2 separate regions of the Mus musculus genome follow, and region 2 is linked to region 1. The links are chromatin loops, found by intact Hi-C in ENCODE. Cell type or tissue: gastrocnemius. All regions are shown on one strand. Each heading gives the region's core, and the rest is flanking DNA. Links, peaks and the distances in the headings are about the cores only. Region 1 has its middle 31 kb from the start of Erbb4. Region 2 has its middle 270 kb from the start of Gm39658.

Region 1 (5,393 bases), core at 275-5,274:
TCTCAAGTATCAAGTTGCAATTATCTTAGGGCAATATAGCCTCCCATTAACTCCTTGACTGTATCATCAGAAGTAGGAGGAAAAGGAAAATGAGGGAGAGGAACATAGCATCAGAGGAAGATGTGGGTAGAATTTAACACAGGAATTCATGTCTGAAGAAGGCTTTTGGTGAGATAGGTGTAGGTATGAAGAATCTTACTGGAAGAGATGCTATTACTAGAACTCTGCCTGGTGCACATTACCTTCTATGGTCTATGTGCCTAGGAAACTATGTGTATGCATATGTGCCTATGAGCCTTTGTGTATGAATATTTCAGTTGAGTTGATCTGGTTACTCTAAGCAAGAGCAGGTATTAAGTTAATGGTAACCAAATTTATCTGTTGACAATTCTCTATCCCATAAAAGTATATAAAAACAATTCAAAATGTCTTTTCCCTACCATGACAGCAAAACCACTTTTAATTATTTCCAGCCATGAATGTTTACTACTCAATATCTTACCAAGAGTAGTAACAAGAGAAACAAATTGAGGACTCTGTGATAGCATTCTATTGCTGCTTTAACAAACTATCACAAATGTGATTTAATCAATGCAGACTTCATCTCTACAGGAATCTGGCACAGTTCCTGCAGGTTAAGATCCAGCTTATGTGGGATTTCAGTCCTTCTCTAGCTTGTAGAGTCTCCATGATTCTTAGCTTGCAAGGCCCTTTTTCCTTCTTTTAAACCATCAATGGCAGATCAAGATCTTGCCTTGTAACCTTATGCCATCAATGTTTTTCTTAAAGCTTGTGTGTGTGTGTGTGTGTGTGTGTGTGTGTGTGTGTGTGTGTGAAAATATACCATGACAAGGGCAACTATCTCTATCTCTACATATCTAATCTACATCTATCTATATCTATGTATCTATGTATCTATGTATCTATGTATCTATGTATCTATGTATCTATGTATCTATGTATCTATGTATCTATGTATCTATGTATCTATGTATCTATCTATGTATCTATGTATCTATCTATCTATCTATCTATCTATCTATCTATCTATCTATCTATCTTATTGGGGCTTGCTTACAATTTTAGAGGCTTAATTCATTATTGTCCACAGCGGAAAGCATGGCAGCATGCAGGCAGACATGCTGCTGGAGAGGTAGCTGAAACTTTTACATCTGTATCCACGGGCAGCAGGAAGGACTGTGAGCCATAGACCTTGCTTGAGCTCAAAGCTCACCCTTAGTGACACAATTTCTCCCACAAAGCCTCACTTCATTCAAAAAGGCCACATCTAATCCAACAAGGCTCCATCGAATATTGCCACCCCCTATGAGCCTAGAAGAGCCATTTTATTCACATTACCATACCACAGTCAAGTACCCAGCAATTTTGTTGAATTCACTCCAATAAGATCAGTTGACTCATAGCACTAAATATCTACAAACCCAAGGTTCTTTCATCGCACAAGATAATAGGTCTGCATGTTCTAGGTTTAGTGCATGGGGCATCTTTGGAGAAGCTATGTTCTGCATGTCTACTATACAAGAGTACAGTGCTGAAAATGACTGTGTTCTGCAAAGTCACTCATTAAAAACAACAAGGCAAGTCACCCTTAAAACTTACCAAATTTAGTGGCTAGAAGAAAAATAACTCTTAAGAATCACACGTGGACGTGCGTGCGCGTGCGTGCGTGCGTGCGTGCGTGCGTGCGTGCGTGTGTGTGTGTGTAAAAGTACACTAGGAATCATGAGAAGGATAAAAGAGGTTTAAAATTAACGAGGAGGGGGGCATAAGAGAATAACTGGATATTTGTTATTAAAGTAAAAAGATTACTAATGAAAGGGAGAGGAAGAAGAGAGACAGAAGGCATATGGGGGACAAATAGGGACACATTGAGCTTTGTGTATGTGTGTGTGTTGTGTGTGTGTTGTGTGTGTGTGTGTTGTGTGTGTATGAGAGAGATAGAGGAAAGAGAGAGAGACACAGACAAACAGACAGACAGACAGACAGAGAGAGCAGAGAGACTTGGGGAGATTTGTCAGGTGTATGGGGGAGGATATGTATGGAGGGAAGAAGTAGGAGTGTATAATATACAGAATCTATATGAAACTCTCAAAAACAAAGTCTCTGTTACAGTGACTTACCATAATGAGTCAATATATATCCATATTTATTTAGTGAAGGGCCTCTGAAAATTTGCCATCTTCAATGCCTTACATCCAAGATGAATTTATGGTGAGACATTGTGAAATCATTACAAAATCCTAGTCACAGGGAGGAATTGTGGACATCTGCTCTAGGGACCCATATCATAAAAAATGAAAACAAGCCCCTATAACTAGAGATGCCATCAAAAGTAAGACTTAGAGGACTAAAGGGAAGGAGATGGTGACAGTGTTGTGTTGAAGATGGGGGGGGGGGGTAAGAAAGCCGGGAGAATAACGCAGAGTGTAAGAGGTGAAGCTCTCTAGGGTAGAAGACTGAGTTTTAGTGTTGGCTCAGAAGTAACTTACCATGTTGGGCTTAGCTCGAAGCGATTGAAATATATCTCAATTCCATATCCTCAATAACTTATTTATGGCGCTTTATTAATTCATCAGATATATCCAGTGCACCTGTCATGGCAACAGCGGTGCTACCAGTAAGAGATACATGGTATTTCCCCCTTAAACCTCTAGGAGTTGAAACTGATATTAAATTAATAATCACAGAATGGAACTGCAAACTGCCCAAAGCTGCTATGGAAAGGGGCGGTGCTCTAGGAACATCAGGAAATAACAGCATGTGATCTATGGGTGGTATGGTATTGGGTAGCTGATACTGTATTTAGATAATAATCACAAAAGAATGGACTTTGGGAATGTAGCTGATACAGAAAATGACCACTGTCTGCTAGAACGTGGAAACAATTTGATTAACACTTTGAATTTCTTTGGCTTAAAAATTATGACTTGTCAAAATCCAGTCTATGAAGCATCTCTATGTGAAAAGGTAAACACGCACCAATATTTCATAACTGCTATAAAATCCTTTCCCAACTTTTTTTTAAACCAGCAGTTGGTTTGATATACTAGATAACCACTAGAGGGCAGTGCTGCCCTTTGTTCAAAGGAGTTGGTCTTGTCAAGCTAGGCTTTCACCCTTGGGTGTGGGGGCAGGGAAAGAAAGACAACCTTTGTGAAATTGGGAATAAGGGTGAAAAACTACTTCTTCAATATAAAAGAAAGCATAACTTTTCAAAGTCTGGCTTTGCTATTAATTTTTAATTGCTTTTAATTTTTCAAAAAAGCTTCAGGAATTTACGAGAATACCCTCAAAAATGTTGATTTTGACTTTGTTATACTTTAAAACTCAAGTTAAAAAGTGTGTCTTGCTATTTCTTTTCCTAAAGCCCTTTGAAGACTTTGTTTTGTAATGGGAAATATTTGCATGTACTCTGTTCACTGTTCTGTCTGCAGTAGTAAGTGAACTTGGAAAAGGGACTTAATAATTGTGACTGTAATACTTATTATTCCTATATCAAATAAGAATAATATTACAAGCACTTTCATTACACAGGGGAATTTAAGTTTCATTAATTTAGAATTATTACTATAGAAAATTGAGGGAGAGTCCCTCAATAACATACGAACAAGAAGTGGCTTCAAATTCTGTTGTATGAACAATTATTAATGACTGTAATTTGTGGCTCCTTTTGCAGTTGTTTTAATTAGCCTTAGTAATTATACTTTCATCTTAGCAGAAACATCATGTAGAATAATTCTATGTGGATTTTTACTTTATTTCTTTTGTGTGTTCTACATATGTTTGTCTTTTAGCTGATTGCTTGCAATGGGTGAAGCACCCAATGCGTTTCACGTGACCAGAAGAGAAAAATCCCATCCCCTGGTGCTCCTGAGCCAAACCCCCTCATAGCAGCATATGACATCTTAGTTGTTTATTTGTATGTTTTAGAATAACTAAATATTTGTTGAAGAAAGCTCTGCTCAACCATATTGCTACTGTTAGACTTGTTTTATCATAAAAATTCAGTAGACTTGTAGAGACCATGGAGGTTATCTGGCAAATAACATCTGTTGAAGTAAAAGTAAAAGTATTGAATTTAAGCTGAGTGCTTCTAGATTGTTTTCTTGGTGAATGCCAAACTCTGTACTAGCCAAAGGTGCTAAATTCCTTTGATTTCTTTCCATGGATAAAAATGCAAGCTTTTCTTTTTCTAAAGAAGGCGCAGAGAGGCTGGAAGAAAGCCTCTGTGGTTAGGATGGGTCCAGGTGTCTGGGACTTCCATGAGGGAGACTTCCAGTAAGTTTTCTGCTTGTACAGGTAAGCCCACAGCTAGACATACATATTGGGAACCTTTGTGGTTTGTTTGCCATTAAACAGAAACAATGCATGCCCAGAAAAATCTTCCAACATTCCTTGGCTACAAAGAGGCACCCAGATATCTATTTTTTTCTCTCGAGTTATAATATATTCTTAATGACAAAGCAAGATTGCTTAATTTTCCATGGTATTTAAAACCAGGAGAGAAAAATATCGCTGAGATTTGGTCTTCCACCCCATTCCCTAAGGGGCTTCTTCTAGAGGAAGAATAGTTTCATGGGGAAAAACTTAATGTAAAAATATGGTTTTCAGTCATAGAGGTGTAAAACAAGAATATGTCAGTAATTGGCATAAAAAAAAAAAAACTTACCTGTCCCCAGGCTGTGTGGAATGAAACAGAGCTTTTGGATGCTTTCAAAATCCAGATACATCAGAAAATAGGAAAGGTCAATATTTATTTCCATATAACTTCAACAAGAGTTTGGTGAGTTGCCTCCCTCAGGAAAATAAACTCTATATGCATAGGACACCATTTATACTTTCAACATTATTACCAACTTGACTACTTCTGTAACTTTTTGTGATATGAACATTGATTTCTTTAATAGACACCCACTGCATGCCTCCTTCACATCCAACACTGTGGTAAGTGCTTTGCCATTGAGAGCTGGGGGACTGAAACTGCCTGATTCAAACACTAGATGCTTTGTGGTTTTTTTCTCCGGAGCTGTCAATCACGCATGTGATCTTCTAGATGTGTGACACCTGAAAACTGCAAATGTTTCCCTCATTTTAGCCAACCAGTAGGAAACAGCCATAGGTGTTTGATGGCTTTATGTAGATTTAGAATTCACTTGGAGGGTCTTTGGGACAGTGTATGGCTGGCACTTGGTTGTGTTTTAGCAGTATATAAAGTATGTCAGTGTATCTGTTTCTTCATTTGTAGGAACACTGGCTGGGCAAAGTCACACAGGAGAAAATGTTAACTATAGTACATTTGCTCAACACGGAAATGGGACAGACAAATTTCTTAGACTTCATCTTACATTAAACTCTTAATTGTGTTTCTTTAA
Region 2 (5,393 bases), core at 120-5,119, 1.5 Mb after region 1:
AAGCTGGGGAGGAAGGAAGAACTCAGAGCGAGCCTGTGATTTTTGTGCTTCTGGCAGACTCTTAGGCAGTGCTTGGACCTAGTCTATGAATCCAACTCCTGACGCATTCTCCTGTGTCTACAGCTTCCATCCTTAGCCCTGACTTCCTCGCTAGTAACTTTTGGCTGTGACAGTTCCCCAAAGTGCCCGCAGGTTGAGCAAACCATTGGCTTCATGCTGCAGCTTACCTTGGTGTCTGTGGACTACACTAGAATGCCTAGTCCTTATCTCAGTAAGCAACTCTCAAATACCTGTTATGTAGTTAGGAAGATGGCTCATTAGGTATAGTGTTTTCTTTGGAAGCATGATCACCAGAATTTATGTAAATAGCATGGTAAGCAGAGAGTGTTTATATCCTTAGAAGTGTGGAGACAGAGATGGGCATGGACCTTGCTAGGCAGACACACTTGCCTATTTGGCTAGTGAGAGACACTTTATGAAGCAAGCACAGCAGAGAGCTCTTGAGAATGAAAAACAGATTGTCTTCTGATCTCCACACATACAGAAAATTCACGTGCGTGTATGCACCCACACAAAACATACACAGACACACGTAGGCACACACACAGACACACACATGCAGACACACCTCCTTGTTGTAAACCCCGAAAGAAACGTCTACCCCTTGAAATCTATTTCAATTCTCAGAAGCCATGAGCATGACCAGTCATCATCAATATGGCATGCTTTGAAGTCAGGTCTCGGAAACACTGGTGGGCAATAAGATTTCTATATGAACAGGTGAAGGCGCGGCATCAGAGTGATGCAGGCACAACTATTAATATGACTTCAGTTATGCTGAGGACTGGGACATTTAGGTCATAACAATGATCCCACTTTGAACTGTATTGCTATTGATTTGTTATGTTAAATGCCATTCAATGCTTTTCTATAAAAACTAATTGAATTACCATTCTGTCGATGGAAAACGAGAAACTGAAGATGCATTGATCCAATGATGTCCTTGTTATTGTTGCAAAAGATAAGCATAAACTTTTGAGCTCAAGCACCCGAGTCCAGTTCTACTTTGCTCCTTATCTTACTCAGTAAGATCTCTGAGAACTCCTAAGGCCACTATAATTTAAACTCATAGCTTGATAGGAGTAGTCAGCCCTGGTTAAATGCCATCAATCGCTAATGCAGTTTGGACAGTTTAATTATGTACTTGTCTGAATCCTTGACATGCTTTGGGTGACTTCAAAGCAACGTAGTTATCTTGGGCACTAACATTTGCAAAGTGTTTTATAATGGTTTTTATTAGTGCTTCTTCACATTATATCACTATAAGACATATGAAGAGGTTAAGTAATTTGACCAAGACTAACCTGAACTGACAAGAAAAATTGAGAACTAAAACAATTAGCTAAACAGTTCAAGTAAGATTAAAATACAGCTGGGGGGGGGGGGCGTTGGAAGAGCAGAGGGGGCAGTTTAAATTGCTAACTACTTGACAATAACTCACGCTTTCAGATGGAAGAGTAAAAATCTGTGGCCTCTCAAATTAGTGTCAGGATGTTTTGTGTATTTTAAAGCTGTTTTTAATGACATTTGTCTCGTGGCAGGCTCATGGGTGTGAACACTGCGAGCGCTCAAGCTGGAGAAACTTGATGGGAGTGTTGTTTGTTCCCTGGAGCTGGAGGGACAGGCCACTATGAGCAGTCTGAGCTGGGAATTGAACTGTGCTCCTCTAGAAGAGCAGGGCACATTCTGGCCTATCTCTCCAGTCCTGCGGATTTTAAAATAACATTCTTGTCCCACTTTAATATACAATGTAATGGGTTTTTGTGACACTTTTATACATGTAAATCAATCGACTTCATTATTTGTCCTCCTTAACTGCCCTCTGCTTTCCCTCTTACCTGCTCTTGCGGATCTTTTGCTCCTCCCAGATAGCTCCTCCTTCTGTTTTCTTATCACAGTCGTTCTTTATTTCTCTTTTTATATTCAACCCCATTATTTATATTTGCGTGTGTTTCGTAATGTCTGCTCTTTATTTTAAAGTATGAACCTTTGCATTCTATTTACAGTGTCCTTTTCAAGCCATTACATATTTATATCGCCACCTAGTGGACATATCTGTAACGAATGCAGAATCCTGTACTCTGTGGAAAAGGTAAGAGATAGCCTAAGTGTCTCAACCCACTGTCTCACCGAACCTAGATTTTTTTTTTAACTATAAATTCCCAGAGAAAGACACGTCGGAATTATTTCTTGACAGATCTTGCCTCCTCAAGGAGAAATAAATAAATGAAGACCCCCACCAGCTAGGAAAACGCAAACATATGTTAAAGTCATTAATGGCTGTGTGGCTTCTGTTGTCAGCAGCAAGATATGATGACACTACTGATCTTTTTCCTCATTTTGAGGTGTTAACATGGAGAATAATTACAACAGTGGAGACAGAAAGGGCAGTATTCTCAGAAGCAGAGTGAAAGGATAAATTTGATCCCATTGCATCTCTCCTGCTATAAACAACGCGTTTTTACAGAAAATAGATGTGATGCTTTCATCATGACACACAGATCTCGGCCCGCTCCCCTTTAGCCGGGATTCTCCTTCCGTGTTCCTTCTTGCTTCTCTGGCTTTTCTTTAGGGCAGAACTGAATTCACTTAAAATCCCAGCTTGTGTTAGTCAGCTTTTGTGTTAAGACAAAATTTCTCAGGGTCATTTCTGCGGGATATTTTTTCTGAAATCTAATATTCTTCATATGTCCAAGGCACTAAGAGTTCATGCCTTTGCCTTTTCAGATAATGGTCTCCTTGTAACTGACAGGCATTTTAAACAGGAATGAACTTCTTTCTGTTGAATCAGCCCCTCTCTTTCCACACAACTCTGCTAGCTTTGTGAGGCGCAGTTACCACAAACGATACATGAAAAGTATCCTCTAGGTTAGTGTCTTAGCCATTCTGAGAGCAGAGGAAGAAGCCCAACTCACACCCTTTACCTGATCCCTGTACTCTGGTTACTAGCAACTGCTAGTATCAAAATTGATACATTAGGTTAGTATTTTATACCATTTCTTTCCATCTATTGCTTTTTTAATTGTCATCAGAAATAATAATTAAATGTGATAGGAAGTTCAACCAAGAGATAGTTGGTAACTAAAATAATGTAAAACATTGAGAATTTAAAATTAGCTTAGGCATGAAGCAAAAAATTCCACAACCAGTGATTACATTTGTTTTGTTTTGTTTTATCACAAAATAAATGCAGAAAATGTTTGGAATTTCTGGGAAAGCGAATAACCTGTACTGAGACTCTAGAGATCTGACAGTGCACATGCAGGTGAACACTGAGGAGGATGTGTGATAAAATCATCCCCCTTGCAACTTAATGCATTTCCAAAAATTTAGGCCCTTCCTCTGTGTCTCTTCCTCCTTTTTTTTTAAGATTTATCTATTTATTATATGTAAGTACACTGTAGCTGTCTTCAGACACACCAGAAGAGGGTGTCAGATCTCGTTAAGGATGGTTGTGAGCCACCATGTGGTTGCTGGGATTTGAACTCTGGACCTTTGGAAGAGCAGTCGGGTGCTCTTACCCACTGAGCCATCTCACCAGCCCTCTCTTCCTCCTTTTAATACAACTTTCTGCCATTCCTAACTCTCACTAGGACTTTTGACATTTAAAAGCAACTTTGAACGCATGAAATTCCTTAATTCACATGGGCTTTCACATAGTCTTTGGAAAGTGAATATGTGTGCACATGTGTACATGTGCATATGCATATATCTGTGCATATGTATGTAGATGTGTGTGTGTGAGTGTGGGTCTGCGTGTGTGTCTGCATATATGCATGTGACTGTATGAGTTCATACACTTTGATGCTTTCCCTCATTGTAAGCTATAACTGAGCAAAACGAAGACATGACTCAGGCAGGAGAGGATCATAATTTACGAAAAAGCACTTTTGAAGGAAAAAAAAAATCCCCTACTTCCTTCAATATAAAAAAATCATGACTGGCCTCCTAAGAGTAGTTAATATAATCACCATGAACTTGACTCGACTTGGTGTCACCCAGGAGACACACCTCCGGATGTGTCTTTGGGAGCCTTTCCAGAGATGTCTAACTAAAGAGGAAATGCTTTGAGTGTGGGGGGCACCACCCAGCAGAATGGTACTCAGATGGGTAAACAAATGGTTAAACAAAAAACAAATATCAAAAGGCTGGAAGAGCATTGCCACGCCCCTTTTTAGTTGGGACCACAGACCAAGCCAGTTCTGCTCCCAAATATCCCTCCCAAGATACAGCCAATAAAATCCCCTGTCCCTAAATTGTTTCTCTTTAGATGTTTGGGCTCAGAAACAAAGTAACAGGTCCAGCTCCAAACACTCATGATCTCATATAGACCGTTATTTTTAGCAATTTAATCGAGGTGTTTAAGTAACGTGGGGGCCCCAAAGCTAAGAATCGGTTCTATTTTCTCCCCCCATCTTAATCCTAAGAACCTTCTCAAATCTTTATCCAATTTCACCCTATCTTTCAGTGTCATCTTTGGGTAAGAAACCAAGGCTATACTTTTACAACATCCGTATTAACTACTGATATTCAATGCACTAATATGTATCCTGTAGAGTAGATATGATTTGTCCCTTCCAAAACTCATACTGAAACATGACTGTTAATATAATAGCATTTTGAGCTGGAGCTGCCATTGAGAGGTAATTAAGTCTTGTGACATCACCTTCATGAAGTTGGATGCTTTTCTTGCAGGGTGGGCAGAGGCACCCGGGATATGCATTCTTATAATCAAGGCCACCCCTATAATCCAGCTCTTCTCCATGAATCCACTGGTCTGCCATGAAACAGCACAGGGTATTCACCACAAAACCAAACAGATGCCAGGGTAATGCTGTATGATTTCCTAGTCTCAAGGACTGTGGTCTGGGTGAATCTCCTTCTTTGTAAACTACCTTAGTCTCTGGTACTCTGTCCTGACAATGGAAATGAGACTCTAACAACATGATGGCATTCTTCCCCTGAGCAATTCTGCTCTTTTTCTCAAGATAGAAAGTGATTTTTTATTTTTATTTGCTTTGTATCATTGATTCTCCTTTCCTTCCTGACATATTCTCTCCAAATTCCCAAATTCATCAGGCAACCCACTATGTGAATCCCTTTGATGAATTCTCTTCCTGAACCTTGTGAATTGCTACTGTTCTCTAGAAAAACATACCTCGTGTAATCTGAACGTGTATTTCCAAGGGAACCTTTGTCAGCTGTTCCCTTTCTCTGGCCTTTGGTCTTTGTCTCTTCCCTTTGTTGTTCTGCCACAGCCTGAACTGGCTGTCTAGTATCTTGGCACTTCTCTTCAGCCTCCTTCTGTGTTTGATAACATTCTTTTTGTAGAC

What was found. Hi-C counts contacts between places; a loop is a spot of excess contacts. Peaks named below come from ENCODE experiments on the same cell type or tissue, not always from the same donor. Only the 100,000 strongest peaks of a DNase experiment are listed, where the experiment ranks them.
Region 2: it touches region 1 in a loop (6-fold over the local background); 19 of 42 quality-filtered maps call a loop at or near these places.

What each region holds. Positions count from the first base shown.
Region 1 is chr1:69,136,770-69,142,162 of GRCm38, reverse strand. No RefSeq gene overlaps it. Among named protein-coding and RNA genes, the nearest start is that of Erbb4, 31 kb to the right of the region's middle. In gastrocnemius, for the core only: a CTCF peak has its summit at 3,072 (motif pointing right); DNase peaks (open chromatin) are centred at 623 and 3,115.
Region 2 is chr1:67,637,266-67,642,658 of GRCm38, reverse strand. No RefSeq gene overlaps it. Among named protein-coding and RNA genes, the nearest start is that of Gm39658, 270 kb to the right of the region's middle. In gastrocnemius, for the core only: a CTCF peak has its summit at 2,108 (motif pointing left); no DNase peak of the experiment used is centred there.